Linked DNA regions of Homo sapiens: all the other regions are linked to region 3. Evidence: read pairs that join two places in POLR2A ChIA-PET (ENCODE). Cell type or tissue: OCI-LY7. All regions are shown on one strand.

What was found. ChIA-PET counts read pairs that join two places held together with the same protein. Peaks named below come from ENCODE experiments on the same cell type or tissue, not always from the same donor. Only the 100,000 strongest peaks of a DNase experiment are listed, where the experiment ranks them.
Region 1: POLR2A ChIA-PET joins it to region 3 with 6 read pairs; 2 of 35 experiments call an interaction of 5 or more read pairs at or near these places.
Region 2: POLR2A ChIA-PET joins it to region 3 with 5 read pairs; 3 of 35 experiments call an interaction of 5 or more read pairs at or near these places.

Annotation. Positions count from the first base shown.
Region 1 is chr1:100,533,962-100,536,461 of GRCh38, reverse strand. No RefSeq gene overlaps it. Among named protein-coding and RNA genes, the nearest start is that of GPR88, 2.9 kb to the left of the region's middle. In OCI-LY7, no CTCF peak of the experiment used is centred here; no DNase peak of the experiment used is centred here.
Region 2 is chr1:100,243,810-100,246,309 of GRCh38, reverse strand. The region is part of intron 1 of DBT (dihydrolipoamide branched chain transacylase E2); the gene reads left to right. Among named protein-coding and RNA genes, the nearest start is that of DBT, 4.8 kb to the left of the region's middle. In OCI-LY7, no CTCF peak of the experiment used is centred here; no DNase peak of the experiment used is centred here.
Region 3 is chr1:101,247,000-101,249,499 of GRCh38, reverse strand. No RefSeq gene overlaps it. Among named protein-coding and RNA genes, the nearest start is that of S1PR1, 11 kb to the right of the region's middle. RefSeq lists an enhancer at 1,510-1,729. In OCI-LY7, no CTCF peak of the experiment used is centred here; a DNase peak (open chromatin) is centred at 1,409; H3K4me3 peaks cover 803 bases; H3K27ac peaks cover 1,955 bases.

The DNA.
Region 1 (2,500 bases), 710 kb after region 3:
CAATATGGTTAGTTGATGACTTCAAGAACTCTGATGAGGATTAAGGATAAGCATGACTTGATAGATTTGGTCCAGCTAAGCTATATCTGAATGAAATTGGTTGGGGCAGGGGCAGGGGCCGGAGGGGGAAGTGAAAGAAAAGAACCAGTGACTTGCTATTCAGAGGGTTGAAGGTTTCGATATCAAGTTTACTGATGTAAATGAGATGAGTATTTGTCATCATCTTTTTGCCTATTGCCATTTGTCCTTATTGAGGTTTTGAGTGCATTAAGCACAGCAAGCCTGCATTTCTCCTTTCTAGTTATGACACATGGCGTATACCTCTTCTCTGTAACATGCATTGTAGTTCTGGCCCATATGTCCAGGAGTCTTTTCCACTCTGTCCCTAAGAGCAATGTTTCAGGAGAAAGGAGACTCTCCTAATCATTCATAGTTAAAACTTGCCATTGAAGTAAAGTTTTTTCTCTCACATTAACATAGTCCTAAAGGACTCTCTGATAGAATGTGGTGGGAGGGTATTCAAATTCTGGATCCCTGGTCCCAGCTGCCACTTTGTGTTGCCTTTGAGACGAGCAGCATTCCTGCTGAGGGACTCCAGTGCCTGGCAGTCACACACACTTCCTCCAAGACCATGCCTCCCTTAGCGCTGGCCTGACAGGGGCCAAATTTTTGTTTGTTTCTGGATTTGGTTTTCCTTTTGTTTTAAGTTAATGAACTTACATAATATAGGGTGGGAATTTTTTCTATCTTATTTCCAGCACCAGGTCAGTGCCTGGGACATAGTAGAAACTTAATCAATACTTACTGAATTAATAAGTGAATGGCAGTGTAAATGATTTCATTTATGTTTTCTCCACGGTGAAACAGTAATTCACTTTTATGAGCATCTCTTTCCTCCCACCTTCAGCAGGAACTTGCCCCATCAGTCATCTGCTTTCTGCTGTCTCTTGTCAGTCTCTCTGCTCTCCACTGCTTGCTCCCCTTCAGACTTACAAAAATGCTGATTTCACCACAACCTCATAAAACTCCCCTGGAACTTCACCTCCTTCTCATGGTGCCTACACACAGCTCACTTCCCCTTCCTGATGGAAGTGCTCATTTTCTCCTTCTACTTCTGATTTTACCATTGAATACCCACCCACACGGCCCTTAGCTCTCCCTGCTCCACAGAAACAGCTTTGGCCAAGGTTAACAGTAGCCTCTCAGTAGCAAATCGTGACTCCTAAATCCTTGCCCTCTACTTTGACTCTGTGAAGAACACCCTCCTCCTCAGTGCCATTTCCCTCCAGGTTTCCCTTTGCTTCTGTTCCTCTGTCTGCTCCCTTCCAGACTCAGTCTCTGGCTCCCCAGTGTCATGGCTCCTTTAAGATAGTGTTCCTGGCTTCTCTTCTTGGTTCTCTTCTCACCCTACTCTCTCTCCCTAATTGATCTCATCTGATTCCTGCCTTCCACTCTCGCCTATGGGTCACCCACAGATTCTTTCCCACCAAGCTTACTTCTTTCCAGAGTTGCAGACGTGTTGGAACTCTCCATTCGGCTGGCCTCTCTCCCTCCTCATCCCACTCATTCTCCTATGGTCACTGATTTGGTTAATAGTCCCCATTGTTACCCTAGTGTTTCTAATAATTCACTATCAAATATGGTGTTTGTTATAGTTTTCTGATATATTGTTTATAAGTTAGAGACATTTCTATCTATTTCTAGTATGACTTTTATATGAAGTGAATTTTTTTTTAGCTGTTGATGTAGTAGGTTACATTTGATATATTTTTAAAAGTTGAATCATCTTTGCATTCCTCTGATAAACCCTGTTTGGTTACAATATATTATCCTTTTAAAGATAGACTGTAGGATTCTATTTGGTAGTATTTTATTTAAGAGTTTTGCATCATAAGTAAAGCCCACTTGGTTTATTTTTCTTGTGCCATCTTGTCCTTTCTTAGTGTCAAGGTTAAGATAAAATTCCCCCCAGGAGTTATTTCACCACTGCTACATCCACATCCACATTCCAGCCCACAGAGATGGAGAAAGATGAAGGGAGGGCAGCCAGCTTCCTTTTTAAGATTTCAGGAGAATCATAAACATCATTATTTTCAATGCCGTCGAGTACATACCATATGTGCCAAGCCATGCTTTGAGTATTTTTTATCTGTTGTTACATTTATTCCTCATGCCAGGGTGACAAGGTACCCAGTCTCCCCCACCCCCCCCACCTAAATTTGCAGGGCAGAGCAGGTGTTCAAAAGGAAGTTTGCCTGCCAATGTCTAAATATTTTAAAATCATAAATCCAGCTATCAAACTATTAAATATGTTCTATTCTCCTAACTTAACAAATATACTTTCATGACAACTGGAGAGCCAGACTCAAATTTAGAATTCTGACCAGACACAATAGCTCACACCTATAATCCCAGCAATTTGCAAGGCAGAGGTGGGCAGATTGTTTGAGGCCAGAAGTTTGAGGCAAGCCTCAAACTGGGCAACATAGCCAGACCCTCG
Region 2 (2,500 bases), 1.0 Mb after region 3:
CTTCTGTCCTGGTTGTGATATTGAATTATTAATTTTTTATTTTTATTTTTTTTGAGACGGCGTCTCACTCTGTCACCAGGCTGGAGTGCAGTGGTGCAATCTCAGCTCACTGCAACCTCCGCCTCCCGGGTTCAAGCGATTCTCCTGCCTCAGCCTCCCAAGTAACTGGGCAGGCACGCGCCACCATGCCCAGCTAATTTTTGTATTTTTAATAGAGACGGGGTTTCGCTGTGTTGGCCAGGATGGTCTTGATCTCTTGACCTCGTGATCCACCTGCCTCAGTCTCCCAAAGTGCTGGGATTACAGGCATGAGCCACTGCACCTGGCCTAATTTTTTATTTTATTTATTATTATTTTTGAGACAAGTTCTTGCTCTGTTGCCCAGGCTGGAGTGTGGTGGCATGATCTTGGCTCACTGCAGTCTTGACCTCCTGGGCTCAAGTGGTCCTCCTTCCTCAGCCTCCCAAGTAGCTGGGACTACAGGCATTCACCACCACAGCCAACTAATTATTTTGATTTTTAGTAGACAAAGTCTCAATGCATTGCCCAGTATGGTCTTGAACTCCTGGGCTCCAGTGATCCTTCTGCTTTGGACTCCCAAAATGTTGGGATTACAGGCATGAGTCACTGCACCTGGCTGAATTATTTTTAAAATCAAGGAAAGACCTATTTTAGTCAAATAATTGCATTAAGACTTAGACTACACGTATAGTTGTTCAACCAGGATGTATTTGAGAATGAAAATGGTGTTATTAATAATTGCCTTGAATCACTAGAGGTGAATTGGGTGTCACCTCAGGCAAATTGGTACAGATGGTCCCCATAGAACTAGGTGTCTTTAGTATTGTTCATAGATGAATTTAGAATTGCTTCAAATATAAAATATATAAAACTGATAATTCCATAAGCATGCCTTTTTAAAATTGGAGGTTTAAAGCCTTATGCTTAATTTACTAGTCTAGCTGGGTGTGGTGGCTCACACCTGTAATCCTAGCATTCTGGGAGACTGAGACAGGAGGATTGCTTCAGCCCAGGAGTTTAAGACCATCCTGGGCAAAAAAGTGAGACCCTGTCTTTATTTTATTATTATTATTATTATTTGAGATGGGATTACAGGTGTGAGCCACTGCACCCAGCCAACCCTGTCTTTGAAGAAAATTAAAAAATATAATTTACTAGTCTAATAGTCTGTTTCTAGAAAAAAAATTTAGAATTCTAGCTTGAAAAATTATTTCTTCTCCTCTTTCCTGTTGCCTGTTAATCCATCTATTCAGCAACTTCACAGTGTTTTTAGCCTTCTCCTCAGAGCCATTCAATTACTATTATATTAATCATATACTGCCTATGGTACTTTTGTTGCTTTTTTTCTTTTTCTACTATTAATTACCTCAGTCAGGAGCCTGTTGCTTTGTGTCTCAAATACTATACAGTACTCTCCCCTTCTTATCTGTGGTCTCAGTTAGCCATGATCTACTGTAGTCTGAAAATAGGTGAGCACAGTACAGTAAGATATTTTGAGAGAGAGACCACATTCACAAAACCTTTATTACAGTATATTATTATAATTTTTCTATTTTATTATCAGTTATTATTATTACTGTCTTACTGTGTCTGATTTATAAATTAAACTTTATCATAGGTATGTATATATAGGAAAAACACGGTATATGTAGAATATGTAGGATTCAGTACTGTCCATGGTTTTAGGCACCCACCGGGGGATCTTGAACGTGTCCACTGCACATAAGGAGATAAGAGAGGAATACGGTAATAGTTATTTTTTTAAAAAAATCCTTTTTTGATAATTTTGGTATGTAATAGTTTCTTGACTTCTCCCTTTCTCTCCAGATTTTATCTGTTATAATCTATTCAATAAACCACTACTAATTTCCTAATCCTTTTTCTTCAATAACCCATAATGTATGAGTTCAAACTCCTTATACTGACATTATAGTCATCAACCATTTCCTCCTTGAGCTGTTTCCATTGCTCTCTTTTATACCTTTGGTCAAGCCAAATCAAGCCGCTCAATGTCCCAGCAGATATGCTAAGTCAATTTCTGCTGTAGTTTATTTATGCTGTTTCCTCTGCCTTAAAAGTGCCCTTCTGCTCTTTTATTATGTATGCTTATTATGCACAGTGCAGCTTAAATCTTCCTCCAAGAAGCCTTCCCAGGTCACACTAACGTGAAAAAAAAGCCCACCAGACCCCTCTACTTAAACTCCTTTTTTTTTTTTTTTTTTTTTGAGATAGAATTTTGCTCTTGTTGCCTAGGCTGGAGTGCAATGAGATTACAGCTATGAACCACTGTGCCCGGCCTGCTTAAACTCCTTTATCACGTACTGCCTATGTCTCTTTTTTTTTTTTTTCGTAAACCTATGGACTATATTAAAGAAGCCTATGCCTCTTATTACAAAAAGTTAGAGCATGCATGTCCATGCTTGAGTGTGTTTGTATGTGTGTTTATTTTCTCACATACGTTGTAAACTCTTTGAAATTA
Region 3 (2,500 bases):
CTGGTATGAAGTTCAGCAACAATACTGGCTTGCATCAAATTTCTTAGAAAATGAACTGAGAGTAGAGGCTGGTCATGGTGGCTCATGCCTGTAATCCTAGCACTTGGGATGCCTAGGCAGGAGTATTGCTTGAGCTCAGGAGTTCGAGACCAGCCTGAAAAACATAGTGAGACCCTGTCTGTATTAAAAATAAAATAATAAAAGTTAAAAAAAAAGAACTGAGAGCAGACTCCATTTGATACAAAATCCCTTACAGATGTTTATATTATTTTAATACATTTCAATTTTCGCTAATTAGGCCCACAATTCAAAATCACTATTTTTTGAAAAAACAACATAAAACACTAAACGAGCATAGTTTTTTTAACAGAAAAATTAATACAGTGGATATATAAAGTGAGATGATGTATATTATGTATATATTATGGTGTATATTATGTATATTATATGGGCCTTTTTGCTTCTTTACAATTAGAAGGTCCAAGGCTGGGCACGGTGGCTCATGCCTGTAATCCCAGCATTTTAGGCGGCGAGGCAGGAGGATCGCTTGAAGCCAGCAGTTCAAGACCAGTCTGGACAACAAGGTGAGACCCCTGTCCCCAAAACCATCTCTACTGGAAAAAAAAAAAAAAAGTAGCCAACATGGCATGCACCTTATAGTCCCAGCTACACAGGAGACTGAGGCCAGAGGATCGCTTAGTTTGAGGCTGCAGTGAGCTAGGATCACGACACTGTACTCCAGACTGGGTGACAGAGCAAGACCCTGTCTCCTTAATAAATACATGAAAGAAAGCTCTTGTGGTTGTGTCTTCTAAATTTCTTTTTTTTTTTTTTTTTTTTGAGATGGAGTCTTGCTCTGTCGCCCAGGCTGGCGTGCAGTGGCACAATCTCGGCTCACTGCAACCTCCACCTCCCGGGTTCAAGTGATTCTCTTGCCTCAGCCTCCCAAGTAGCTGGGATTTCAGGCACATACCACCACCCCTGGCTAATTTTTGTATTTTTAGTAAAGATGAGTTTTCACCAAGTTGGTCAGGCTAGTCTCGAACCGCTGACCTCGTGATCTGCTCATCTCGGCCTCCCAAAGTGCTGGGATTACAGGTGTGAGCCACTGCACCCGGCCCTAAATTTCTTATGATTCTGCAACTCCTACTTTTATAGTATAAATAGTATATATAGTAAAAATAGGTTCCTATTATAGTATAAATATGTAGCTGGAAAAAGTGTTGATATAAAATATTCAGTCAATTGAGGCAAAGCATTTTACAGATTGAATAATCTAGGTAATTCTTTGGTACCCTAATTCACTTTGCACGTGTGAATGGGAATATGAAAATCTGTGTTTTTCTAAACGCTGCCTTGACCAGCATCTAGACAAGGAAGAGAAACCAAGAACTATTTCTGCAGGTGGCCACATGAAGCTCGCTGAAGCAGAACAGCATGTGAGAACTAACCACTATTTCTGGTACCTCAAAAGATCTGCAGAAGCTTGGTGAGAGAAGACTTTTCAGGCAGATGATAGTTAATGTCTTTACAAGTGATTTAGCACAAGTCTTCTCTTATTATAGAACATAACTTTACTGGTGACCTGAATTTGTTTTTCTCTGAAGTGTCTAGACAGGAGCAAGAGAAACTCTGAAATTAGAAATAAATATACTCTCCTTTGTACAAAACACTGAAGCTACTCATCCTCCCACCAGCAGACATTATGCTTTGAGGGGTAGATCTGGTAATGGCGAGCAGGTATCTGAGCTATTGGCATTCTCAAGAGACTTCCTGATAGAAATGGCACACAAATGTGAGCAGGTCAACTTGGATTCAGTAGAGCTGGTGTATAAGATGAGTGCAGAGTTCTTGGGCTGCACAAGGAGTTATCCCCAGCTCCCTGGCCTCAAGCAATCACTGAACATACAGCACACAAACGACCTACCTAGGCTGCTCTCTCAAGTCCTCTACATGACTTTCAATGGCTCACTAGTAGATAAGTCTGCTTATCCTCTTGAGTTGTGAATTTTTCTCTCCTTTCCTTTTCATCCAAGTTGAATAAGGACACCACCTATGACTTATTCAAACGTACACTTCATCTGCACATTATAAACCAAGCAGCTCCACCTAGCACAGTTCACAATAGGGATCTAGGAAGAAAAACACAAACTAAGGAGAGATAGAAACTGAAGACAATGTTGAATGCTTTTATTTTACGGAGTTGCTTCTTGATCACATGGGGACTAGATGCTGAAAAATAGAATACAAATACTGATATTTACAACACCACCCAATAACACAAGGAACTTCTCTCCATTCCAAATATGAGTTTATTCTTCATTATTTAATTTTAAGTAATTTAGAGATATAAATTAAATAAAAGCCAATGATGAAAAGCTGCCAATATTAATTGTATTTGTTAAATGAAATTATTTTAGACTGCTAAAGAACTCAATATATTAGAGGAAGTGTACAACAATGAACAAACTCATGGGAAAAAAAGAACTGTTTCTTGGCT